Regions from separate parts of the Homo sapiens genome. Here region 1 is linked to region 2. The links are chromatin contacts, found by Hi-C or POLR2A ChIA-PET in ENCODE. All regions are on one chromosome and are shown on one strand. Each heading gives the region's core, a stretch centred on a gene start or an enhancer-like site at or near the end of the contact. The rest is flanking DNA. Distances are from core to core; before and after follow the strand shown. Region 1 holds the start of LINC01872 (long intergenic non-protein coding RNA 1872). Region 2 has its middle 3.8 kb from the start of C19orf84.

The links. Hi-C counts contacts between places; a loop is a spot of excess contacts on that map. ChIA-PET counts read pairs that join two places held with the same protein, here RNA polymerase II (POLR2A).
Region 1: POLR2A ChIA-PET joins it to region 2 with 21 read pairs in activated CD4-positive, alpha-beta memory T cell. The contact joins the promoter of LINC01872 here to the enhancer-like site in region 2. A Hi-C loop is called at or near these places in 1 of 168 maps with a recorded cell type or tissue (breast epithelium). POLR2A ChIA-PET finds 5 or more read pairs at or near these places in 1 of 52 experiments (activated CD4-positive, alpha-beta memory T cell).

The regions. Positions count from the first base shown.
Region 1 is chr19:51,268,965-51,272,984 of GRCh38, forward strand. It overlaps LINC01872 (long intergenic non-protein coding RNA 1872), which reads left to right and starts at 2,302. Exons shown (of 3, transcript NR_136526.1): 1 at 2,302-2,608. It overlaps LOC107985327 (a long non-coding RNA gene), which reads right to left and starts at 2,203. Exons shown (of 4, transcript XR_007067309.1): 1 at 2,055-2,203; 2 at 1,199-1,280. SIGLECL1 (SIGLEC family like 1) reads left to right here. Exons shown (of 6, transcript NM_001385465.1): 6 at 1-366.
Region 2 is chr19:51,392,402-51,396,284 of GRCh38, forward strand. It overlaps the pseudogene NIFKP6. Among named protein-coding and RNA genes, the nearest start is that of C19orf84, 3.8 kb to the left of the region's middle. RefSeq lists enhancers at 1,461-2,057, 3,113-3,322 and silencers at 1,963-2,022, 2,033-2,172. Within about 2 kb of position 1,895, at least 32 of the 41 ENCODE cell types and tissues checked have a DNase peak (open chromatin) inside an H3K27ac peak, as active enhancers do; they include breast epithelium, where a contact is called at or near this core.

The sequences.
Region 1 (4,020 bases), core at 1,052-3,551, 120 kb before region 2:
TGAGATACACCTACAAGAGCGCCAGGCTTTCAAGCCTTCATATCTGGATAGAATCCCAACTTCAGTGCTTGGTGGCTGTCTATCTTTGGACAAGATCTTTCATTCCCCATCCTTTGAACATCACATGACCCATATCTGGGTGGAGAATGGGTGAAAAGTACTGTTCAGAGATGCAGGTGAGAAAAAACATGACGATGGGCCCTGAATGCCAAGATTCATTGGAGCTTTGGAGCTTTATCTTGTAGGACCTTATCCTGACTCCCTTAGAATGTAAGTTCCAAGAGAACAGGGACTTTGTCTGCCTTGTTTTCTACTTTTATCACCAGCACCCAGAATGATGCCTAAAATACAATAAGATCTCAAGAATGTTTGTCAAATGATTTAATTAATTATAAGCTGTTTTAAGGTTTGAAGCAAGCAAGTAGAGTGACCAGATATAGACAGAAAAATCATTTCCGTACCCTGACCCCACATATGATATATTTAGAATGGGTAAGGCTGGAGGTAAAGATGCTAGTTAGGAGGTTATCGCAATAGTTCTTGGCCAGATTGAAAGGCAGGCATGCAAGGAATGGGAAAGGGATTCTGGCATTAGAATGAACCACAACTATGTATTGTTCCTCTCAGAATGGATGACAACCTCCTTTCTAGCCAGATGCTAGTAGATTTTTTTTTTTTTTGAGATGGAGTTTTGCTCTTGTTGCCCAAGCTGGAGTACAATGGTGCAATCTCGGCTCACTGCAACCTCTGCCTCCCGGGTTCAAGTGATTCTCCTGCCTCAGCCTCCCGAGTAGCTGGGATTACAGGCACACACCATCACACCCAGCTAATTTTTTATAGTTTTAGTAGAGACAGGGTTTCACCATGTTGGCCAGGCTGGTCTCAAACTCCTGACCTCAGGTGATCCACCTACCCCGGCCGCCCAAAGTACTGGGATTACAGGAGTGAGCCACCGTGCCTGGCCAGATGCTAGTAGTTTTCAGTAGGTGGAAAGAGGGTCATCTCTTCCCTGGGGCAATATTTGTGGGTAAATACAGTGATCCTGTAGCACCAGCTAGATGGTCATCTTATACTCAGGGTGGACGTTTACGTTAGCCCCCACATGTATAAGCACCTCTCACAGGCAGTTCACATTTCACAGAAATATCAGATGTGCCACCATGTGCCAGATAATGAGGGGAAGAAGTAAGACACTCACCCTGCCTCCGTGGAGTCATGGTCTACATAGACAGACGATGAAGAAATGCAGACGAATTTATAGCTTAAAATGTTGATAAGTGCTAGAAAGAAAACAGGACAGAATACTATGAGAAAGCACAGGAAAGGAAGCTAGGTTGGATTACAGAGTCAGAGAAGGCCTCTCAGAGAAAGTGACACTTGCCTTGAGACCTATAGGATTATTAGGAGCTGGCTAGACAGAGGGAGCAGTAGATCCTAAGCTCTGACATGAGAACAGTTTGGTGAGTTCAGGAGCCCAGAGCAGGCCGCTGTGACTGGAATTGACTGAGGGATGAGCTCCTGAAGGGCCAGAACTTGCAGGCCTTCCAGGGCTCTAGTGGGAAGTTTAGGTTTTGTCCTCACTTATGGAGGGTTATTTCCTCTTATGCTTTGTAATTCTGGAAAGTGCAGATTGTTTGAGAATCACATCCAGTGGAGCTGTGTGAGAATCCTGGGCAGCAGAGGTTTTGAGTTGAGGATAGAAGCCTCTATGTAACAGGTTTGGTGTTTGCTTCTACTAAAGATACATCCTCTGTTTGGGAGGGAGAGGCAGACAAGGCTGGGGAGAGGGAGAGTGCCAGTGTTGGGAAAGAAGAGAAAAAAATGTAGAAAAGGAATAGGAGAGAGGATAGGGATCGGGTTGGAGATAGGTCAGAGATGGGTTTGGGAATGGGAATAGAGAGGCTGGGCTTCATCGTGTGTCTTGTTTTCTCGGTGATAGGGGCCTCGCGTGCAGGACAGGAAACAATGAGTACACAGGGTGCCTTCTGACCAGCCCTGGGGTCCAGCACTAGTCATTTTGTGCCTTAGTTAATGCCTTGACTTCCCGCACATACCAGGTTGAGAGAGGAACGTCCCTTAGCAACTGATTGGCCTGGAGTCTAGAGGACTGGTGGGGGTCTGGAACCAGCTGCCCAAGGAAAACGATTCTCCCAATGTCCGGGGGACGCAGTAGCAACTGTTGCTTCTGACTAGCTCAGGCTCTGGAGACCCGCGCGCTCTCTTATGCGGCTGCGCATCCCAGCAGCTCCCGCGAGAAGGGTCAGGCCCTGATTGGCTCTGGACAAACCCGCGCGAGCTTGCGGGGCGGGGCTTCAAGGGATTGGTATCCCCGTGCAAGGAGGTTGGCGAGGCCTCAGGGGACTCCCAGTTCAGCGAATCCGTTAGCCTTCCTCTGCCTTAGTCACTTCCCCGTGAGGCACTCCGTGTTTGTGTACACGGTTATTCCACGTGTCAGTCAGTTCATCGGGCGCATCCGGAGTCATTGAAAACAGTAATAGGAAGTCAAACAAACCCGCTTGATGCAAAAATTCAGGAGGACATTCGGTTTTTAAGGAAATAGTGCTGAGGAAGGACCAGGCTGGAGCTCCTTGGACCCTGAGACTGGGAGGTAAATATGGAAAAAGAAGTGATAATTTAGGGGGAGGGAAAAGAGATCACCTGTGAAGAAAACTCACGCACACACCAGGGCCTGGAGAAGGAAGTGAGACTGGAAAGAGATCAGAATTTTATTTTTATTTCATTATTTTATTCATCTATTTAATTTGAGACAGTGTCTTGCTCTGTCACCCAGGCTGGAGTTCAGTGGCACAATCTCAGCTCACTGCAGCCTCGACCTCCCAGGCTCAAGCAGTCCTCCCACCTCAGCTTCCAGAGTAGCTGCACCCACAATGCCGGGCTAATTTTTTAAATTGTTTTGTAGAGACAGGGTGTCGCTGTGTTGCCCAGGCTGGTCTCAAACTTCTGGGCTCAAGCGATCCTCCCACCTCAGCCTCCCAAAGTGCTGGGATTACAGATGTGAGAGATCAGAGTTTTTGAATCTGAAGGACCCTTACATAGTCTGCAGTAACCCTCCCATTCTACCGAGGAGGAAAAAGAGGGGGAAGCAGAAAGGGGACAGAACTTGCCCAGAGCTATCCAACGAGTTACTGGCAAAGCCCCAGTTGGAACCAGCCCAGAGCTCTTCCCAACCTTTGATTCGAGGTTGTAAATTAAAGGAGGAGGAGGAAGGATTTTGATAGTGAAAAAAAAGCAAAAGTGGGTTATGATGCAGAGATAGGATTTGTTATCTGGAAGCCTGAGTAGCATCTTGATGTAAGGAGGGAGTCGTTTTTTTAAGAGAGGCAGCGATCAGAATGGAAAAGCAGAGGGCTGGTTCTTGAATCAAAACATCACTGAGAAAAGAGATGAGTCAAGAGCGGTCACAAATTAAATGCTGAGGGAACCAGGCAGGTGATGTGAATGATAAACAGTTGCCTAGCACTTATTTTGTGCTGGCCTCTGTTCTGAGGGTTTTACATGCATTCATTCATTTAATCATTTAATGCTCCCAACAATTCTGTCAGATGAATCCTGTTAAAATCTACATGTTATAAGTGAGGAAACGGGAAACCCAGAGAGGGGAAGTAATTTGCCCACAGTCACACAGCTGGCAAATGGTGGCGCCAGACTTAAACTCAGGCAGGCTGACTCAGCACACGGTCTTAACCACTGTGTTATATGCCCCTCCCAGGTGAGTGCAGCAGGGAGAGCAGGGGCAGCAATGGACTGGAGAACAATTGTCCAATATTAAAGGGGAAAGTTAATATCTGCCATGTGTTGTCAGATCTAATTTATTAAAAAGTAGCTGGGAGTTCAGACTTTTATGTGAGGATCCTGATTTTTAAACATTGCAACTAATGAAAGAAAGTCTGTATGCAGTTTTCTTAATGCAGGCTAAATAAAACCCCCTGCATTTTAACTACCTCACAAAGCCACTAATTTGCAAACTCTAGACTATCTTAAATGAGGAAGCAGTTCCCT
Region 2 (3,883 bases), core at 645-3,144:
AACAGCTTCTGAAAGTAAAACAAATGTAGTGATTCAGGGACTGGAAAATAATCAGCTAAGAGGAGTGGCATAGGTATTTATATTTTTAAATAAATGCTTTATGTTGCAATACTTTTTGCGTGTGTTTTTTTTGAGACAGGGTCCCCCTCTGTCACCCAGGCTGGAGTGCAGTGGTGTGATCATGGCTCACTGCAGCCTCAACCTCCTGGGCCCAAACCATCCTCCTACCTCAGCCTCCCAAGTAGCTGGGACCACAGGCACACACTACCACACGGGGTGCCTTATTTTGTAGAGACAGGGTCTCAGAATGTTGTCCAGGCTGGTCTCAAACTCCTGGGTTCAAGAGATCCTCCTGTTTTGGCCTCCCAAAGTACCAAGAGATTACAGTCATGAGCCACCATGCTTGGCCTGGAATACTTTTATACTTAGAGAAAAGTTACAAAGATAATACAGAGAGTTCTCATTTACTCCAGACAGGAGTTCCCCTAATGTTGCCATCTTACATTGTCATGTAATGTACATGGTACATTAGTCACAACTAAGAAACTGACAGGACTATTAGGTAAACTGCAGGCTTTATTTGGATTTTACCAGTTTTTACACTAATGTCCTTTGTTTCTGGTCCTGGATCCAATCTGGACTACCACATTGGATTTAGTCATCCTCTCTCGTTAGTCTTCTCTAATCTGCAGCACTCTCTAAGTCTTTCCTTGTTTTTCACAACCTTGAGAGTTGGGGGAGTTCTAAATTATTTTGTAAAATGAAGGTCTTTTTTTTTTTTTTGAGACAGGGTCTCCCTCTGTCACCTAGGCTGGAGTGCAGTGGTGCTATCTCAGTGCACTGCAACCTCCACCTCCCGGGTTCAAGCGATTCTCCTGCCTCAGCCCCCTGAGTAGCTGGGATTACAGGCGCCTGCCACCACGCCCCGCTAATTTTTGTATTTTTAGTAAAGATGGGGCTTTACTATGTTGGCAAGACTGGAGATCTATTTTAATGAATAATATGAACTAATTTAATCCACATTTTAAAAAATTATGTATTTATTTTAATAGAGAAGAGGTCTCTCTATGTTGGCCAGTTGGTGTTAAACTCCTGGCCTCAAGCAATCTTCCCACCTCGGCCTTCCAAAGTGCTAGGATTACAGGGTATTTTAAAATTTTTATTTATTTATTTATTTATTTATTTATTTATTTATTTATTTAAGACAGTCTTGTTCTGTCGCCCAGGCTGGAGTGCAATGGCACGATCTCCGCCCACTGCAACCTCCGCCTCCTGGGTTCGAGCGATTCTCCTGGCTCAGCCTCCCAAGTAGCTGGGATTACAGGCATGTGCCACCATGTCCATGTCCAGCTAATTTTTGTATTTTTAGTAGAGATGGGGTTTCCCCATGTTGGCCAGGCTGGTCTCGAACTCCTGGCCCCACGTAATCCTCCTACCTTGAGTGCTGGGATTACTGGGATAGGCCCCCGTGCCTGGCCCACAACATTGCATTTTAAGGAGGAGAAGTCCCAGGCAACAGGATCGCCCTATGCTGGACGATGTTAGTGGCACTGAGTGGCCGGAATAAGATTTTTGCCAAGAGATCTGGCTTGCTTTTCTTTCCTGGAGACTGATGAGAACCCAGATCTTCAGATTTCAAGTCTGGGTCTATCCATTCGGTTACTTTAAATCCCAGAGGCAGATGGCGCTCACTGCTCAAGTCTAGCGTCATGGGATTGTTCTAGCTTGTTCTTTTATTGCTTCTCCTATTACTAAGATCAGGATCTGACGCCATTTGGAAACCAGGGTCTGACCGCTTACCACGTACCTCGCCCTTTAAGGCTTTTTCTGTCCCGTCCCCCGTGCCCCTGCGGCGCTAGGAGACTGGAGGCGGGACCTTGTGTCGCTAAGGAAATGCCCTTTACTCAGCTTCCAAAATTGACAGGCTAGTTCTGAAAACTGGCCAACCAACTTCTGCTTAAGGGGAAGCGAGACTTCCGATTTGTAGGGGAACGCAGCGGCGATTGGTTAGAGTCCCGCCCACTTGTTAAGCGTCGCGAGCCACTATTCTCGGCTCTGATTGGCCAGAGAACTCGCGCCGCTTTTGAATCCCCACCCTGCGGACCCCGCGCGCCTCGCCTTCTCCCTCTGGTTGGCGAGCGCCTTTCTGCGCCTTCAGGCATTTTTGCTGAGGCTTTTGTCTGCGCATGTGCGGGTAGGTTCCGGTAGCATCCGGGAGACCCGGCCCAGGCCTGGAGATGCTGAGCGGAGCTTGGAGGGAGAGAGGGGACTGGGTTGTTGAGGGGAGAATCCCTCTCGGCATCTCCTTGGCCCACTGGGGAGCCCCATTGCCCCATCCACCGCTTAGAACCAGACCCTTCCTTTCACTCTCCACTCCCTATCCCTACCGGCTTTAGACCTTCAAAGTTCCAAGATTCGACCTTCGGGGTCTCCCCATTTCGTAGGGGCTTACAGATTTCCTAAAATCCCCCTCCTCCCCGAACCCCCTTCCGTCCCTGGAGATTCTGGGGTCCCTGCTCTTTCCCATTCATTCCACCCCATCTACTTGGGACCCTTCCAAGGGCAAGGGGGGCCTCTCAGTGCCTCTCCTACCCTCATGTCCTTTCTCCTCTTTTAGGTCCAGGAGGTCATCTTTGCCTCCCTTCCTTGAAATCTCCCCAGATTTAGAGGCCCTCACCCAGCTTCTCCCCTCTCAGCCCTGTCGAGGTGTCAAGGTTCGGGGATCACCTTTGTTGTTGTTATTGTCGAGGCGTCAAGGTTCGGGTGTCACCTTTGTTGTTGTGTGTTTTTTTTTTTTTGAAACTGAGTCTCGCTCTGTCGCCCAGGCTGGAGTGCAGTGATGCGATCTCGGCTCACTGCAACCTCCGCCTCCCGAGTTCAAGCGAGCCTCCTGCCTCAGCCTCCCGAGTAGCTGGGATTACAGGTGCCTGCCACCAGGACTGGCTAATTATTGTATTTTCAGTAGAGACGGGGTTTCACCACGTTGGCCAGGCTGGTCTCAAACTCCTGACCTCAAGTGATCCACCCGCCTTGGCCTCCCAAATTGCTGGGATTACAGGCGTGAACCACAGCGCCCGGCCTAAGCCCTAGCTGTTCATTGCCACAATGAGAGGAAGTACAGGAAGGTGTTGAGATCATGGGCGTGGAGTCCAACTGACATGCTTGACTGATGTCACATACTGCTCTGCCCCTGAAAAGCTGAGTCACCTTGGGTAATTTGCTTAGCCTCTCTGAGCTTCAGTTTCACTCGGGAGCTGGCCAAGAACACTTGTCTCAGAGTTGCTATGACATTCGAACATGGCAGTGTACGTAAAGGGCTCGGCATGGAGCTTGTTCTCATTAAGCCCCATGGCACGTGGGCATCTATGCTTTTTTTTTTTTTTTTTTTGTAGAAAAAAGTTTATTTGCTGGTTATTGTTTGATCCTTGAAATACAATTCCTCACTGGTGATACTAGTATAAAATGGTGGTTATGAATCCATGCTAGCCCAACGAAAACTAATTTAACAAATTGGTAAAAAAAAAAAAAGAAGTCGTTTTTGAATCTCTATTAAGATTTGAACTAATACATAAGCAAATCTGTGCTAAAACTGGAACTGCTGGGCCAGGCGCGGTGGCTCACGCCTGTAATCCCAGCACTTTGGAAGGCCAAGGTGGGTGGATCACGAGGTCAGGAGTTCGAGACCAGCCTCACCAACATGGTGAAACCCCGTCTCTACTAAAAATCAGCTACTGGGGAGGCTGAGGCAGGATAATCACTTGAACCCAAGAGGCGGAGGTTGCAGTGAGCTGAGATCGCGCCATTGCACTCCAGCCAGGGGGACAGAGCAAGACTCCATCTCAAAACAAAACAAAACAAAAAACTGGAACTGCCTTCTCACACT